Regions from separate parts of the Homo sapiens genome. Here region 1 is linked to region 2. Evidence: chromatin contacts called from ENCODE Hi-C data. All regions are on one chromosome and are shown on one strand. The core of a region is the stretch at or near the end of the contact, and the rest is flanking DNA. Distances in the headings are between cores, read along the strand shown. Region 1 holds the start of RMC1 (regulator of MON1-CCZ1). Region 2 holds the start of SS18 (SS18 subunit of BAF chromatin remodeling complex).

What was found. A loop is a pair of places that touch in the nucleus more often than their neighbours do. Pooled maps may share reads with other maps.
Region 1: a map of naive thymus-derived CD4-positive, alpha-beta T cell shows a loop between it and region 2 (13-fold over the local background). The contact joins the promoter of RMC1 here to the promoter of SS18 in region 2. A Hi-C loop is called at or near these places in 1 of 168 maps with a recorded cell type or tissue (naive thymus-derived CD4-positive, alpha-beta T cell), 1 of 37 single-sample maps with no recorded cell type and 10 of 50 pooled maps.

Annotation. Positions count from the first base shown.
Region 1 is chr18:23,501,852-23,505,591 of GRCh38, reverse strand. RMC1 (regulator of MON1-CCZ1) reads right to left here and starts at 2,081. Exons shown (of 20, transcript NM_013326.5): 1 at 1,872-2,081; 2 at 1,145-1,221. The coding sequence starts at 1,973. RefSeq lists enhancers at 1-124, 1,370-1,469 and a silencer at 1,720-2,369.
Region 2 is chr18:26,088,870-26,092,476 of GRCh38, reverse strand. It overlaps SS18 (SS18 subunit of BAF chromatin remodeling complex), which reads left to right and starts at 1,864. Exons shown (of 11, transcript NM_001007559.3): 1 at 1,864-1,976. The coding sequence starts at 1,908. RefSeq lists an enhancer at 1,410-1,529.

The sequences.
Region 1 (3,740 bases), core at 832-3,331, 2.6 Mb after region 2:
CCAAACACTGACATGATCATCCCACACCCCACCTGATAAGTTTCAATAAGAAGATAAAGCTCTAATTTCATAGGAGAATATGTAAGGTTCAAGCTGGCCCCTGCCAGTGGCCACACCACCACCATTTCCCCTTCCCTGTGGAGACACCCTATGTAACCTTCAGTTACACAGACCCAGAGTTCCCCAAAACACCATGCTCGAACCCCATCCATACTTTAAAACCTTGCTCAGGCCGGGTGCAGCGGCTCATGCCTGTAATCCTAGCACTGTGGGAGTCTGAGGCGGGCGGATCGTTTTGAGGTCAGGAGTTCGAAACCAGCCTGGCCAACACGGTGAAACCCCATCTCTACTAAAAATACAAAAAAAATTAGCCGGGCGTGGTGGTGGGCGCCTCTAATCCCAGCTACTTGGGAAGCTGAAGCAGGAGAATCACTTGAACCTGGGAGGCGGAGGTTGCAGTCAGCCAAGATCGCACCACTGCACTCCACCCTGGGGAACAGAGGGAGGCTCCCTCTCAAAAAAGGACAGTTTCTCATTAACACAGACCAACAGTAAAATTTTTTAAGTCACTACTGAATTGAGGGCCTACATTATACTTTCACCTTCTGTAAGCACCAGTGTTACAGTGGCCAGATAGCTTATCATCCAAATCGAGACACTTCTGAAAGTGAAAGGCCCTGCTGTTGATCATTAAACCTGTTCAACAGTGCGAACTGGGACTATGCAGTCACCTTAAGTATAGTGGAAGCCATGATTTTCTTGTATTATTACATGAGAAACAATGAATCTCCTCCACCTGCCACTCTGGAAAGACCTGGGCTAAAGAAATGAACGCCCTCCTCTGTGAACAAACCAGAAATGGGCACATCATCACGCTGACTTGTTAATTTCCAGTGCTAGGAAGTGGCTGCCCCACTTTTGAAGTATTTGGCTCCCAAATCAACTGCTCCAGATATTCCACTCTGACAAGAGGTGCTAGTAAGTGCCACGAAGACCCTCCCTACAGACAGGAATTCCATGTGCGCACACAGACTTCAGGCCTCTTAGGGCAGACCAAATGACAAAATTATAAAAAACCATTTGAATTAGAAAAACATCATTCTGTTTACATGACAAAATGATCTGAAAGTGTCTATACCATTACCTAAATGAGATGGGATTCCTATCATCTGGGCCTTTAACTACCACGCCAGTAGCTCCACCAGATCGAACAGCAAAAACCTGAGAGGGAAAAGCAGCAAGGTTAACAGCCTGAACTCTGAAAGGATCTAAACTCAGAAGCCAACCCGCAAGCGATTATTTCTGTTATACACCACCCTGGGTTCAACTAAAGTAACACGGCACATATCAAGGTACAGATGTTTGGCTGCTCAGGTGAATTTTAAAAACCAAGAGCAGAGAGCGAAAAGGATGCCACCGTGACACCGGGTCGGGTTCCCGAGGCTCCAAGTTCTAACACCGGTTCGCGCATCGGCGCCGCTGATACGCCTGAAGTACAGTCTTTTCCCCCTTTACAAAATTTCAAGGAAAATGAAAATCTCGACGTCTAAACCCTTGACTACGAGTGTAACTAATGACAAACACAACAAAAGAAGCCTAGATAAGACGGGCGCGCCAACAATTGAGACACTGGCCACGGGGCCACTGCATCCGCGCAGCTGGCTCGGGGGTCCAGCCCCGAGGTCACCTGCGAGGACACCTGGCCGCGGCTGAGCCCACCCAACAAGGAAGGAGCGCGCGCCGCCTCCCGCGCTGGGACGGGACGGGACAGGACAGGAGGGGACGCTCGGGCCTGGTCGCGCGGGACCGGCCTTGGCGCGCCCACGACCCCGGCAGGGCCGCGCGGGGGAGGAAGCGCGGGCGCGCCGGACCTGCTTGTTGGCCTCATCGAAGAAGACGCAGTTGACAGGGTTCGCCTTCTCGAACTGCACCGGCCGCTCGCACAGCTCCAGATAGTAGTCCTCCTCGCCCATGGCGGGCGCCGCGCCCGCGGCGGGGGCCCCGGGGGCGGTCGCCAGAGTGGAGCAGGATGCGCGGTGGAGCCCGGCCCGGACTGTAGCGGCGGCTGCGGCTGCGGCTCTGGGCCCGGCGCGGACGCCGCTTCCTGGTGCCACGCCCCCACCCCGCCCACCACGTGACCCGCGGCCCTCTGCGCTTAAACGGGCAGCGTCTGGCTGCGGTGGGGCCCACCGGCCTTAACCACGCCCCGCCCGGCGCTGGAGGCTCCTCCCCTCTCCCCGAGGGCGGTCGGAACGCGGCGGCGTGACCCGGAAGCCCGCGTGGTTCCCCGCGGACCGAGGGCGGCGTAGCCGCCAACCCTACCCTGCTGCGAGTTCCTGTGCCCGGCTCGGTCGCCCCTGCCCCAACCTGTACCCCCGCGTGGGACCGCTCCCGGTCTAGGAAAGGCTCCTCCTTGCTTTCGGGAGGATTTCCCAAGTGCCTCCCGCGCCAGAGTTCCAGCCTCTGGGAGCTTCGTCAGGGAGAAGGGGCTGAAGGCTCACTGAGCAGGTGTAGGGGCGCCAGAGACCGTCTCCAGTCCCCTCAGCGCTTCTGCGGGCTCTTCCGCTGGAGCCAGAAACCGAATTGACAAGAGGCAGATAAACAAAAGAAAAGCATACACACTTTATTAGTTTTTCATGGGGACCTTCAAAAGAGAGTGAGGTCTGAAGAAGTGGCCACAGCAAGATGCTTTTATACTTTTTAGACAAAGAATGATGCATTTGAGAAGAAAGCACAAAAGGCATCTGGCTGGGGCGATACATTTCTAAGAGAGTCACTAGGAGAAATATTGGGGAGGGTGTAAAATTAGTGGAAGGTAAGTGTTACTTGGGAAGTTCATTTATTCAGGTCCATTGCAGCCCCAACTCCCAGTCTCTGGTGATAAGGGCTATTTTCTGACCCGGGTACAGAGAGGGTGCCACTCCCAGAGGAATCTTTACTGCTTATTCCCTGTAGGAAACGACAGGTCATCTAGCCCTTTCTGAAACTACAATTTCTCCGGTGTTTTTAGCTCAAAATAATATACCAATTTTTGGACATATTTTGGGATAGCACATCCTTCACTCCTTGCTAGTAACAGGGAAACCTAATATAGATTGTGGGTCAGCAAGCCTTTTTACTTGATAAGAAACATGAAATTTACCATGTTAGCCCCTCTTTTTTTGTTTGTTTCAGAGACAGAGTGTCTCTGTGCCCAGGCTGGAGAGCAGTGATGCGAACACGGCTCACTGCAGTCTCAACCTCCCATCTCAGCCTCACAAGTAGCTGGGACCACGGGTGCATGCCACCACACCTGGCTCATTTTTTTATTATTATGCTTTGTAGAGACAGCGTTCTCTGTTGCCCAGGCTGGTCTCAGACTCCTGGCCTCAAGTGATTCTCTCGCTGACCGTGCTCAGCCCCCATGTTAACCCTTTATTTTTATTGTTTATTTTATTTTATTTTGAGACGGAATTTCGTTCTTGTTGCCCAGGCTGGAGTGCAATGGCCCTGTCTCGGTTCACTGCAACCTCCACCTCCCGGGTTCAAGCGATTCTCCCGCATCAGCCTCCCAAGTAGCTGGGATTACAGGCACCTGCCACCATGCCCAGCTAATTTTTTTGTGTGTATTTTTAGCAGAGACCGGGTTTCACCATGTTGGCCAGGCTGGTCTCCAACTCCTAACCTCAGGTGATCTGCCCACCTTGGCCTCCCACAGTGATGAGATTACAGGCATGAGCCACCGCGCCCGGCCCCGTGTT
Region 2 (3,607 bases), core at 615-3,114:
TATACCAGAGTGTTTTCTTCAAGGCTTACAATAGTGAAAGATAACAATTAAATTTTTAAGAGTAATTACTGTCAGTAGCAGCATAAACTTTCTTCCCTTTATTCTTATGACAGCTTGAGTCTTCATCCTTTAGGTCCCAGTTTAAATATAATCGGGAAGACTTTTCACACTAACTCATGTAAGTGTTCCTGTCATTCTGTTAGTTCCTCCCCCTTTTTTTTGGCTAGTTTTTCTTGGGACTTTGCATATATACATATTTGTTTGTTTCTGGTCTGTTAGTCCCATTAGTGTATAAGCTCCTTGAGAGGAGGTTCCATGTCCAGCTTATTCACAATCGTACCCTAGGTTTCCAGTATAAAGCCTAACAAACAATGCATTTAATCAATGACATTCTTGACATTTTTGTGAAGAGCATTTATTTGATACTTAATTTTTCTTTTTTTTTTTTTGAGACAGGGTCTTGCTGTGTCACCCAGGGTGGAGTGTGGTGGGGCAGTCATGGCTTACTGCAGTCTCCACCCCCTTGGCTCAAGTGATTCTTCCACCTCAGCCTCCTTAGTAGCTGGAACTACAGGTGCACACCACCATACCCAGCCAATTTTTAAAATTCTTGTAGAGACAGAGGTCTCACTTTGTTGCCCAGGCTGGTCTCAAACTCCTGGCCTCAAGTGATTAAATTTTTAAAATAATGTATTTTTTCTTTATTTTTCCAATTTATATAAAAATGGAAATATTTTTTATTATTCATTAACGTTGGGTAACACTTTATATAAACTTTCCCTTTGTGTTATATGGAAGTCTAAATTTACAGAATACTTTAAAACCCCACGGCAACACAAAACCCACATTTGTCCGTGTTCCTTCCATAATTTGAAAACTTTGCCTTTTTCCCTTACACTGACTTGAAGCCTGGCAGCTTGGGCCTAATTTACAAGGCACTAAGTAAGTACTCTCTTAAAAAACAGAGAGTGAGGATGCCCTGTTTCACAACTTAATTCCAAAAAGCCAAGTCAGACGAAATCGACCCACTTTCCTGCTAAGGGTTTGTCCCAAGAGGCGAGCTCTTCTCTGTCCGCTCCAGCCAAGCTGGCCGATTGCCCCTGAGCACTGGACACAACCTTGGTGTCCCGGTTTCGGGTCAGGGTTACTTTCCAATTGTTAGGCACGACTTTGTGCGTGCGTGCGAGACTGTGGACTCGGAGGTGCGCATTTGGGGCGTAGCCGAGCCATTTAAACCAGCGAATCCGCGTTCACCTTGTCCTTCCACCTCTGCCCTATCTCGGCAGATGCTCCACGGATTTGCACGAACTCCCGAGTCTTGACCTCCCTCCCCTCTCCGGGCTGCCGGGACAACTCGGGGCGGCCACTCTTGCCAGGAGGCGTAAGTAAGGATGAAGTTGGAAAAACTGAACTAGGTCTAGGGCACGCTCTGCAACACAGTCGGGGAGACGCTTCAGAGGGCCGGAGAGGGAGGCAAGTTGCCACGGCGCGAAGGGGGCGGGCCGGCTTGGGCCGCTCGCATTTCCTGTGACAGGGGCTGCCCCAGCCTCTCCTTCTCCCGCGGCGGCGGGACCATTTCCTGAATCGCTGAAGCGGAGGGAGGACTAGGGCGCGACTCTACCATTAGCGCAAAGGGCCAGGGGGTGCCCATAAGGAGAGCTCGGGGGATGCAGGGACGGTCAAGAAAGTTCGGCCAGGGCTAGGGGTCCCCCAGAGTGCGCAGAAGCGAGACATCCCTGGCCAGAGTGCCTCCTTCAGGCCTGCCCCGCCGCCCGTCCGCTTGGCCCCGGAGCATCCCCCCTCCCCGCATTCCCGAGGTGGTTCAGCCCGAGAGGCCGGCGTCTCTCCCCCAGTTTGCCGTTCACCCGGAGCGCTCGGGACTTGCCGATAGTGGTGACGGCGGCAACATGTCTGTGGCTTTCGCGGCCCCGAGGCAGCGAGGCAAGGGGGAGATCACTCCCGCTGCGATTCAGAAGGTGAAACCGCGCGGGGTTGCGGATGCCAGGCCCTTACCGCCTCTGGGAGAGACAGACGCGGGGGGAAGGGCCGGGCCCGGAGTCGACCGGGCCGAGGCGGAGGCGGGCCTGCTGGGAATCAGCAGTGTTTGGGAACACGGACTGCTGGCTGTGCCTGAGTGGGTGGCGGAAGAGGGTGAACCGGTTTTTCTCGGAGTCTTTCACGCATTTACGCGTTTTTCTACAGACACAAAAGCCCAAACAGCCGCCGCCTGATTTCTCTAGGGATGGGGCGGCGTTCGGGCTGCGGGGCGCGTGCGCCCGGCGGCGGCCGCTCAGGGAAGGGCGTGTGTCGGACCGGCGGCCCCGCGCGTTGCTCCGGAGTTACTTTGGCGTCGCCCCGCCCCGCGTGCCGCGGCTGCTTCGTGCGGACCCCACCGCGGGTCGCGGCAGGCAGAGGGGAAGTCGGTGCGCTGGTCGCCGCCCTGCAAACTCAGCCGAGTTTGGGAGCTCGCAGGAGGACTTGGGGAACGCTGGAGGGAACCTTAGTATAGAGTTTGAGGAGCGGGCAAGGAAGGTCCCCATGGACTCTGGGGTTGTCCCCAGAGCCTCTTCTTCCCTTCTGCATCGCCGCCTATTCATTTATTCTGCAGCAAATATTTATTGAGCGCCTATTTTAGGCGCTGAGGCTACTGTGGTGAGTCATGGTCCTTGCCTTCCTGGAGCTTACAGTCTAATGGTGGAGACTGTCGTGACCAGTTAATGTAAGTCGTGATAAATACACAGGGAGCTGCCTCCTTTTTAAAGGATAGAGCTGCTGCAGTCGCTGCTGTGTTACTGCCAGTCGGAACACAAAGGTTCTTTATTGTCCTCTACCCCTTGTTGCCTGCAAGCAAGGCAGCATTCTAAATTTTACTGACCTAGACTTTCAGAAGTTGCTGCTGTATTTAGCAGTTTACTTTAAATATTTTTGTTTTGTTTTATGCTGTGTAGCAAAGATCAAAATAGAAAAAAAGGTCAAGTTTTAGTACCACTCAGACCACGTAGATTATGCTAATCGGTTTCTGTTTACTGTCAGGTTCTTCGTAGTGTGGCTTTTGACATTTGCCCAACTGTTGCTTTATTTTATGAACAAACGGGCTTGGCAGTGCCTGGAAATGCAGTGCTTTCATATAGTGCTCTGAGTTAAGTCTGCAGCCTGGCAAACAGCTCCAAGTACGCACTCACGCAAAACTGCGTTTCTGGAGGGCTCACCTTTTTTATTTTTGTACACAGGAAAAGTCCAGAGTTTTTCTTTTTTTTTTATAGTTTCTGTTACATAAGTCTGAAGATATTTATCATGGATAATGATTAATTCGGAGGATGCTGATCAATTATTTTCCATTCTCAGCTGAACAGAAAAATGGGCTCTAAATTAATTGCCTTATTCTACAATGGGAGAGATTGATATTAGATGTGAGACAGATATTTTAATGGTGAAGTTCAATAGTTTGAGGAATATACTGGAGATAATAAGTTGTGAAATCATTAGGTTGAGGACTGGATTCGTGCTTTTTAAGGACTTTTTTTGGTCATCCAATGGTTCTATTTAAGAAATAACTGCATTTATTAGCAGATCATGTTAGTGGTTTTTTTTTTCCCCCAGTAAGTGA